Regions from separate parts of the Homo sapiens genome. Here region 1 is linked to region 2. Evidence: chromatin loops called from intact Hi-C (ENCODE). Cell type or tissue: transverse colon. All regions are shown on one strand. Each heading gives the region's core, and the rest is flanking DNA. Links, peaks and the distances in the headings are about the cores only.

Region 1 (5,380 bases), core at 311-5,310, 52 kb before region 2:
TAACGATTCACACCTCTTCAGAAATCTGTACCCAGCTGCTGGAGGTGTTTCAGGGGTAATTAATGACTGGAGCCAAGAGAAGTTATTCTGGCAAGGTGAGTTGAAATCATTGGCGAAACAAGTAAAACAAAGTTGACATTTTCTTTCCTTGTAAATAATGACCCAGAATCATTCATTTATAAGCTGTTGTAATAAAAGAATCATTGGGTTTGTCACAAATGCCATAAGCCCAGCAGATCCTCACATCAGTGACCTGCATGATGTTTGGTGGTTTATAGGCCACAAGTTCAAAATGTTTTATAGATTTGCCCTGCATCTCTGCCCGCTCCTTTCCAGCCCATGCCCCTCCAAATAAACCCACTAAAACACACACGGTTTCCTCTGGTCTCTCTGACATTTGCTTCCAACCTGGGGATGGTAAATAGAGGCCTGTAAGAAACAGAATAGAAATCACTTGTTACTCAGCTATAGCTAATAGTAGCAGTTAAAGGTGGTAGCAGAGACCAGAAAAATGTGTATAAGTTCAGTGAAAATGATACAGAAGTTATATGCCATACAACCCCTTCAGTTCTTCCTAACTGAAGGAATTTTACTCTAGTGAATACTAGTAGTAGTTGACAGCTGTGAGTGCCTACCACGTGCTAGGCACTGTTCTAATAATTTTTATGAATTATCTCATTTAATACCTACCACAGATCTATAATATAAGTAAAATAAAATCTGTTGTTACAGTTAGGGAAACTGAGGCAGAGAGCAGTTAAGTAACTTGTTCTGAGGTCACACAGCTAAGTACTAGAGCCAGGATTTGAATGCTCTTCACCCACAATTTGGGCTCATTGCTACTCTCTAGAAGAATAGTTGACTCTAAACAAAATTATTTCAATTGTCACTTTCCCCTTGAGTGCCATTTAATTAAGAATGGGTACCCCTAAGAAGAATGTTAGCTTCAAGACATAATATAAATAATAATTAATAGCATAATCTCTGCAGAATTCTATGTAAAAATCAAATATTCAGAATAATATACACAGCATATATAAGCATGGTTGTACCAGACACCACTTTTCCTTGGAAATAGATCTACTTACTGCATAGGAAGCAAAATCTCTCTTTAAATTCAGTGCGTGTCTCTGTAACCCTTACAAAGTAACTTTCCAAACCAGAGCTCCCTTAATTACTTAATAGCTCTAGGCAGAGCTGTTGATGTTTTTATAATTTCCTTTTTGCGAAGGTTAGCTTATGTTTACCACTGTCATTATCATAACATATTATTTCCTTCATACGATTTGCTAAACACTGTGTTTTCATATTAAGTAGTAGGATTTTTATATGAGTGAACATGACTTTAGGAGAGAATTCTGTTTGAGGCTGATTATCTTCATTTTGCTTTTGATAAAGGGTGGTGAAGGAGGTTCTTTCTGACATTTTTGCCTAGGAAGTCCAGAATTTAGGACACTGCCACTTAGAAGCACTCTGTGCACCTATCTCCCATTGTTGACCTTGCCTGCATGCAATGTGGTTCAATGAGCCTGGCCGTGTCCTAATATTTGCCTCCAGCCCCTACCCAAGCAGTGCCAAGCAATACACTCTTAAGGGGTGGGTGACCGGTGAGGCAAGATGCTCTTGGGCAGTGGCTGAAAGAGGCTGCTGCTGATTTTTACTCAGTGTGTCTGGCATACGAACTCTGCCCCTGAGTGGGACTGCCATGCGAGCCAGTAGTATAGCTTTTTTTTTTTTTTTTTTGATAGTTCTGGTATCACGCCTCTATCTAATATCTGCATCTTTTTTTTTGCCACCTCTAAAACTAAGGATTTAAAATAGATAATTTCTAAAGTTTCTTCCACAATGAATCTATGGCCTCATGTCCTAAGATCTGCCACAAAACCCTTCATTCAGCAGACATTTATAGGGTACCCATAATGTCCTAGGAGCTGGAAAGACAGGCAGTCATGAAAGTGCCTCTGCCCTCATGGAGCTTACAGCCTGTGAAGAAACTAGACAATAAGTGATCACACAAACAAATGTATCACTGGAAGTTGGATAGAAAGGAAGAGTACAGGGTACTAGAGAAGAGCCTGACTGAGATTGAAGGATCAGGAAAGGCCTCTTGAAAGGAGCAGTATTTAAATTAAGGAGTGATGAGTAGGAATTTGGCAAAACAGGGCATGTAAAGGGTGAGTACCAACAGATATACTGGGCTCTGCCAAAGCCCTAAGACTCTACCTTAAAGGAGCTGGGGCTAGAGAAGGAGGAGGGAGCTAGAGCGTCGGGCAGGACATTGCATACCAAATGAAAGATTTTTGTATTTTATTTAAAGTGCAGTGGGACACCACGGAAAGGTTTTAAACAGGGAAGTGACGTCTGCATTGTAATTTAAAAGGTCACTCTGGCTGCTGCCCAGCCTGGGCCAAACACAATATGAGTCATGTCAGGGGTCAGTATGATAGACAGTTCCAGGTTCTAGGAGCCATATTCCCACCTTTATATGACTGTCCTATTCATGCTGCTGTGACAGCCTATCAGTGTATTACCCTGGGAACCTGATTCCTTTTCATTGCTTTATTGTCTTTTCTGATAAGGGATTCCTTCTGACCTTATCATGAGTTTGGTTAATTTCTTGTGTATGCAAGGGAACTATCTCATAGATATATCATTGCAGTGGTAAGCTTCAGGATATCCTTTTCCATTAAGTCTGTTGAAGTTCTTACCTTGGCTCAGACTCTTTTAAAATAAGTTCACTTCGGATTTTATTAGTTTGCCTCTTATTGCATCCTCTTAGTCCTCACTCAGATCTTGGATAGGATAAGAGTTGGTAACTATTAGAAACGGTATGACTTAGAAGGGGCCTGAGCTGTGTATAGGCTGGTGAGGACACCTGGAGGCTTTGTAGTGGTCTAGCCCTGTGTAGGTGGAGCCTGGAGGAAGTGGGTGGCTGTGAATCAGTAGAGTGAAGGGAGGATCAGAGAGGGTGTTGAAGGTGGCACAGGGTTAGATCCTTAGGATGAGGGTATTGCTTTAGCTGAGGAATTGGGAAGAACAGGACAGGATACTGGAGAGCACCTATGAGAGGGATGATGGTATTCCCAAGGGGAGCAAGAGGAATCTCAGTAGGAAATGTGCACTTGGGATTTAGTCTTTCAGTAAGTATTTGTTGGGTACCTGCTATGTTCAAAATATCCTGGGTGGAGGTAAGACGTAGTTGCTGTGTTCAAGGAGCTTCTGCCATAGGAAATCTGTGGATGGAGAAGACTGAGAAGAGTTTTGAATGTCAAGGGATAACGTGATGAGGGGAGAGGAGAGGGAGTGTTAGAGGAGAAGTAGTAACATAAGCGGCATCAAATTGGAGGCTAGCCAGCTGCAGAGAAACTCTGCTAGGGCAGGCAGCATGCCTTTGTCATTGCTGTGCCCTAGCATTGCCTAGCATGGTCTTGTAGGTGCCACTTAATATGGAGGTGGATGGACTAATAAATGAAATAAAAAGCACTGGGGGAGGAGGACAAGGATGTTACTTGGCTCATAGCAATCCTTGGCCAACTTTGAGTTGTTTCAGTGGAGTGTTGTGGATGGAGATTTGGACTGAAAGTGGAGAAGGAGGGAGTGACAGCATGTATAGACCACTCCTTTGGTAAGTACAGGAAGGAACCATGGGAGGGAAACCAGACTAGGGTGGTTGGTAGAGTTAGATAAAGCCTTTCCCTGGAGGGCAGTTGGGACCCATGGTTTCCTTTGAGGGACAAGCCTGGAGTTGTCTTAATGAATGGCCACAAGTTTTCAATGAGGACAAGGAATGAAGTCCTCTGGCAGAGGGGGAAGGGAATAAAACTTGGGTTACCATGTGCCAGAGACTTTACCTTTGCAGTTTCATTTAATCCTCACAAGAACCCTGGGAAGAGAGAGTATTAAATGACCTCATTTTTATGGGGCAGGGTTGGATAAGCTCAGAGAGGCAAACATTTGCCCCCTGATGTCACAGCTAGGAAGCACCAAGCTGGATCTGCCCACATCTGCGGGGCCTGGGCCACCTGCCTCTGAGACACTCCAGCAGCATTTAGCAAAAAGTAGCTGGAAGTTGGGATGGAATGGGGAATCCAGAGTTATGGGTTGCAAGGCAGAGTGTAGGAGTTGTGAAGGGTTAATTATGAATCTAGAAGAGAGTGGGAAATCGGTGTTCTGGGCCAGGGAACTGGACATTTGAATCTGCAGATCAGCAGAGGCTGGGTGAGGGGCTTTCAGGGAGGATCTCAGTTCACTCAGGGCTGGAGATCTTCGAAGCACATCCTAATGTTGACGTCTGCCTGTTATGAAGCAGGTGAGAAAACAGCAAAGCCCAGGGCAGAAAGGAAGTGAGACTGAGGTGTTGAAAGCTGATTGAAATTGCTAGTGAAAATGGTGGAGACAGTAGGCAGAAAAAAAGATGACTCAGCCCTTGAAGTCTTCTAGGAAAGTAGGGTAAGTCCAGGAGCAAAACTTAGCATTTAAAAAAGGCCTGCTGTGTTTTCACATTTAATCTTTACAGCTACCTCCCCCCACAAACCCCCACCATAATAGGCTGCCTTGCTTCCTTTTTATGGATTGGGAAGTCTCTGAGGCTCCAAGGAGAAACTGCTTTGCCCAGGTGTACAGCTAGTTAGTAGGCAGCGGACTGAGATGTGTGCTCCGTTCTGTCTGACTGCAGGTGAGCCTTGTGGCAGGAAGGCCGGCACAGAGACTCTGCTCTGCTTCTTTCCAAGCATTTCTCTCATTAAAAAGACAGAGGAACAAGCATTTCGGAACCCGCAAAGAGAGTGCTGATAGACAGTGACTTTCGTTTACCTAGCACATCTGGAGCTCGCGCTGGGTGCCTTCATAGTTGTTAGCTCATTTGGTCTTCACGGCAACCCTGATATTTGCATTTTACAGTTACATGTTCAAAGAGGTTTACTAATTTTGACTGGGGCCTGATAGCTAATAAGTGAGTAAAACCCGAGATTGGAACCCACCTTTGGAAACTGTGTCTGCTTATATTTTCAGATCTACCTGTGAGGTCGGTGGCTGGTTGGTTTACCCTGTTTAACAGATGAGGAAACTGAGGCATAAGAAAGCAAGTGGCTTATCCCAGGTTGTACTAAACAGTGGCTGGGCTCAGACTAGAACTCAGGTTTCCCCAGGGCTAGCCTTGGGCTCCTGATGGCAGAGGAGAAGTGAAATGGTAAGTCAGGGCATCAGGGACAAAGGAGGCTGGCCCTGGGTGGCAGACCTTGGAAGTGATCGTACCTGACTCCCAGGAAGAATGAATGGTAAGGGTAAATACACCCTAACTGGGATTAGAGGCTGTGGGGGCTGTATTGGTGGTGTATGGCAATTTGTGCTGACCTGATTCCCTCCAGACTTATGTGTTGTT
Region 2 (5,380 bases), core at 285-5,284:
TTGTAGAAAGATGAAACAGTTGTTTTTCATTTACCAGCACCTCTCAGTTATAGAGGTAATGGAACATTCGCTTACTTTTCATCATCATTCTTTAAAAAGGGAACATACAAAAATCTAAACTATGGCAATAATTTATTTTTATAATAGTTTACGGTAGGCTTTAATTAAATGGCAAACTCCTCTGGGACCCCTAAGTTATGGCGTGATTAGCCAAATTTGATTTCCAACAGTCATTTATGGCCATAACTATTGCATAGAGTGCAGGATGCCAGCAAAGATGAGGGTGGGGGCAGATACTGGCTCAGTGATTTAACTCACATTATAGATGACCCCTTCCTCAACAGAAATGCTACTGAGAGAACCAGAGAGGCCTGGGCCAGGCAGGTCTTATTTGAGAGGAGATTATTTGATAATTGCTTTGGTTAGAAGGACTTTACATTTCCTGATTTCAAGTCCAGCACCAATTTAGAAAGTTCAGAGATGAAACCACCTGTCTTTACCTGACAGAGTCATAACGGTTTGTGTAAAAATGTGGTCAGGGACCTTTTTTGTTCTTTCTGATTAGTTAATACTGTACATTGTAACCAGGAGGGGCAGTTTTGCCAACCAGCCTCTGCTCATGGTCACCATATGTGTATGACAAGGCCTGAGTGAGTTCCTGCATAAACTGGGTAGTGGGCTCTTTTGACACATTTGCAAGCATGTAAATGAATGAATGACACTACCAGCAACCATCTGTACAGGTCCATTTACTTACATTCATAAGGTTTATGCTATGAAACTTCTTCTCATTGTGATGTCAGTAACAGAGTTAGTGTCTCTGATGGAATAGTGTACCTGTCACCCAAGTTATTTTGTTCCTTTTTGGGTCCTCCAGTATAATCCCCCCCTCATCCCAATTAACTGTAAAATGTTTTACACATCACATTTTTTATACTGTAAACTTGGAAAATAAACTGAAATATCAAATTGTGTCTTGTTTCTTTTCTTCATGTGATTATTTCAATCTAAAAAGTTGCTTACTTTTTCAGGGACATTTTTCACTCTCGCATAATTTTGAGACCTTCAGAATTTCAAGACAACCTGTCATATTTCTATAAAAACCAAGACAATTGTGATGGATTGGGAAAGTAGAATTACCATTGTAACAAAAACTACTAGTTGTCAATCATTTTACAGTGAAGAAAATGTTTTGAATAGATAACTAAAAATGAAATCCTCAGGCTCTAAAACATGGAGATGAAACAGATCTTTTGAGTAAACCAGCAAGTGGAAAGGTATTTGAGTCAAATAAGAAGACAGAAAAGTAACAGACTTTGGGTTGATGTGGGAGGTGAATATTGGATTATTTTCCTGAGTGGCTTGGGAATTCAAGTTAAATTATCAACTGATTTTAGATAGGTCTATTTAAAGGAAATTTGATTATTTGCAAAGAAATATGAAGCCTGTTTTCCGCTAACCTCAGTGGTAGAATTTTGACAGCACACAATCAAATTCTTAGCTATTGCATGGACAGAAATTAGAGAAAGCAATTGACTCAAAGATATTCATTGGTTAGATTATTGATAAGCTGTTTCTTTGGGCCATTAAGCAAAATGTACACAATTTATATCTACATAAGTAAACCCTGCTAATACACTTTGTGCTATCATTTGGATATTTGTTCCCACCAAATCCCCTGTTGAAATTTAATCCCCAGTGCGGCAGTATTGAGAGGTAGGGTCTAAAGGGAGTGATTTAAGAACTTGAGAACTTGGGTCATGGGATGGATCTTTCATGAATAGATGAATGCCCTCTCTGGAGGAAGTGGGGTGTGAGTGGGTACTCGCTCTGTTAGTTCCCTGGAGAGCTGGTTGTTAGAGGCTGGCACCTCCTCTCTCTCATGCTTCCTCTCTCACCATGTGATCTCTGCACACACTGGTTTTCCTTTACCTTCTGCCATGAATGGAAGCAGCCAAGGCTTTCACCTGATGCCCAGTATTGCAGCCAGCAGAATTGTGAGCGAAATAAATATTTTTTCTTCATAAATAACCCACTCTTAGTTATTCCTTTATATCAATAAAAACAGACTAAGACACCTTGTAAGCTCTGTTACCCAATAGTGCTGGGGAATTATAGGTATTCTAGTTAATCAATTATTCATCCACCAACTCAATAAATGAGTATCTACTTTGTGATGGGCAAAGCGCTAAGTGCTAGGGATTCTAAGATAAATTCCTTGCCTCTAAGGAGCCTGCAATTTAGTGAAAGGACAGACATGCAAATATATGTTATACCTTAAATGATAAGTGACATGATCCAGGGATGCACAAATCACAGGGGGGAAGGGGCACCTTCAGGTCACCTAGACAATTGGATAAATGGTGCTATCACCCACCCAAACTAGGACTCCATGAAGAGGAGAAGATGTTTAGGGGAGAAGGCAATGAGTTCAGGTTTTGTTGTGTTGAGTCTGAAGTGCTTGTACAACAACAAGTCAAGATATCCAGAGGCAGTTGAATGAATGTGTCTAAAAATAAGGCAAGGAGTCAAGGTTAGAGACTCATATTTGGAGGTAATTAGCACATGGATAGTATTGATGGGCACGATGACATCATTTTGGAAGAGTATGTAGAGTTGAGATGCTGTGAAACACCATCATTCAAAGAGCAGGCAGAGGAAGAGGGGCTAGAAAGGAAAATAGAGAAGAAATAAGGAGGTAGGACTGGAGCCAGATGAGAATGAGCAGAGTCAGAAAAATCAAGATAGGATTTTCAACATTGTCTGAATATTTTCAAAATATGAGTTTAATGACAGAATTAGTTAGCTAGTATTCCACAAAAAGTATTGCTCTATTTTCAAAAAATTTGCACAGTGTCTTACACATGTGCTAAAAGATTGAGAAAATAAATTAGAAAATTATACTGCACACTTAACACTAAATCTACCAAGCACAATGTAACTTTTAGACAGCTCAGAAGGCACTTTGGGATTTTTTTTTTTTTCAGTGCCTCAGGGCATCAGTATGAACTCCAATTATTGTTGCCCTGGCCAATTGTGGGAGTACTGATAACTGGAGAGTTAATTGACTGCTGGATAAAGCAATCTTTAATCTAAATGGGAAGGCTCACTAGCAGCTACAGAGAAGGGGTATTCAGATCCCAGCTTAGGCTAGGAAGCCAGCTGACCCAATCAGAGACATGAACCCATCAGAAAAATGTAAAAGTTTTCATCTTTCTAGTTTTCCCCCACCCTCCACTCCTGCTGATGAATATGTGAGACTTGCCAACTAGAGGGAAGTTTAGAGAGCAAATCAACCTCCCATCCCAGTTTCCTAATATACTAGAAATGATGGTGACACCTGTACACATTTCAAGCCCTCTCCATAGCCATCCAAAGGCTTGAATATCCAAGTTCATAGTGATATGAATGACCATCACTTGAAATAAGTTTAACAAAGCCATGAGAATATGATTTATAAGTTTGCTTCCAAGGCTGAGCCTTCTCTAAGAAGGATCATCTTGGCTGGAGGAGGGATCCCAACTGATGTTCGAGGTATGGAGGGAGCTAAATCATTAATCATGTGTCTTCCCTGGGCTCTGATTAAAAGGTCACTCTATGCCTGTGAGTTAGAAAGCTGTCAATTTTGTTACTGTCATAATCAAAGACAAGTAAACTTGTGTTAGGGGATTGTTCACCCTAGACTGCCATGTTCAGGCACTGCCATGACCCTTGATGGTCCAGCAAAGAACAAGATCTGTTCCGTGACAGTCAAGACAGTCAACATGGGAATAATTTTTCTCCTGTCCCTGCTAAGTGGGATTGCTGCATTTGAAAAGGCATTTGCTGAATGATGCTGCTCCTGACGCAAAGGGAGTGGGAAAAGAGATGATGGAAAAGGGAAAGGAGCTGGCTGGGTGTGGGGCAGAATTGCTTGCTGCCACCTTGTGCTGTCTGTATGGTAGTGGGTGCTGTGATTTTGTTTTCATCAGAATTGTTTGGAGTTGGGCTATTCATCATCATCGTCATCACTGTCATCATTATCCTCTTCATCAGAATTATCATCATCATCATCATCTTCATCATCATCTTCAGTGTTTATCTTTCCAGAAAGCACATCCTCAATCCAGTCCTCCAGCTCCTCAGCAGTTGGAAGATCGTCATCATCTGGAATCTCCATCCAGACACTGTCAGCCTGCAGTGAGGGACAAAATGAATGAGTGGGTAAATGCATGAGGGCTGAACCAGACCAGGGATAGCCGTGCTGAATAGCTATGCTGAGTGCCCCCCGACTCTCTTACACTTATTAGGAACGTGCACATTGTTAAATGGAAATGCCAAACGGCAAAACGGTATGTGTAGTATACTGTTTGTGTTGCATAAAAGGAAATGTGTATTCCATTGCCCAGTGGAATATATATGACATTTCTGGTAATATACCCATGCAACAACCACCAGTGGTTCCCTCCAGGAATGAGACTAGGGGTTGGGTCAGGGGAGTAGGAAATACTTTTTACTTTGACCTTCTAATCTACTGTTCTGTTTTAAAATGTTTTCACTTGAGCATGTTTTAAAAGTAATGTATTATTATTAATTTTAAAGTAGCTTACAAAATAAATGAATGTAGAGTTCCCTAGGTGATTGAACACCTATCAACAGGGGAGAAAGACATTGCTAACTGGCCCCCATTCTTTTTTATTTTTTTTTTGAGATGGAGTTTTGCTCTTGTTGCCCAGGCTGGAGTGCAATGGCATGGTCTTGGCTCACTGCAACCTCCGCCTCCTGGGTTCAAGCGATTCTCTTGCCTCAGCCTCCCAAGTAACTGGTGTTACAGGCACCCATGACCATGCCTGGCTAATTTTTGTATTTTTAGTAGAGATGGGGTTTCACCATGTTGGCCAGCTGGTCTTGAACTCCTGACCTCAGGTGATCCACCCATCTCAGCCTCCCAAAGTGCTGGGATTACAGGCATGAGCCACCACGCCTGGCTTGGCCCCCATTCTTAAGAGATTCTATCTTAATTAAGTATGGCTCTAATAATCCTCTGTGATCATCCCTTTCTGTCCACTGTTTGCCTGATTGTATCTGTCCCCACTTGAGTTTTATGATGGTGGAGTTGTATGAGATGTATGGACTGAGATCTAAGATTTCCTCGCATTCTGCCAGTGTACCTCACTAGCCTGTCCCACCCTCGGTTCAACAATGCCTGAACTCTGAGGAGAAGCCCCTTACTCGCATATGATTTTCTTCCTTCCCTTCTGCAGGCCTGGTCTCCTGCCTGTAGAGTAGTTGCCTGCCTGGGATTCTAGGCCACAACGGCCCCATCACCCATTGTGCAGTGATGGCTCCTGGTGTGGGTTCCCTTTTGTAAAGAGACCTTTTTGTTTGCTGTTTGACTTTG

What was found. Hi-C counts contacts between places; a loop is a spot of excess contacts. Peaks named below come from ENCODE experiments on the same cell type or tissue, not always from the same donor. Only the 100,000 strongest peaks of a DNase experiment are listed, where the experiment ranks them.
Region 1: a loop joins it to region 2, with 27 times the contacts of the local background. A loop is called at or near these places in 27 of 110 quality-filtered maps.

What each region holds. Positions count from the first base shown.
Region 1 is chr1:115,644,769-115,650,148 of GRCh38, forward strand. All of the region lies in intron 1 of VANGL1 (VANGL planar cell polarity protein 1), which reads left to right. Among named protein-coding and RNA genes, the nearest start is that of VANGL1, 5.5 kb to the left of the region's middle. In transverse colon, for the core only: no CTCF peak of the experiment used is centred there; a DNase peak (open chromatin) is centred at 2,400; H3K27ac peaks cover 1,752 bases.
Region 2 is chr1:115,697,253-115,702,632 of GRCh38, forward strand. It overlaps VANGL1 (VANGL planar cell polarity protein 1), which reads left to right. Exons shown (of 8, transcript NM_138959.3): 8 at 1-969. CASQ2 (calsequestrin 2) reads right to left here. Exons shown (of 11, transcript NM_001232.4): 11 at 2,769-4,174. The coding sequence ends at 3,989. Among named protein-coding and RNA genes, the nearest start is that of VANGL1, 58 kb to the left of the region's middle. In transverse colon, for the core only: no CTCF peak of the experiment used is centred there; no DNase peak of the experiment used is centred there.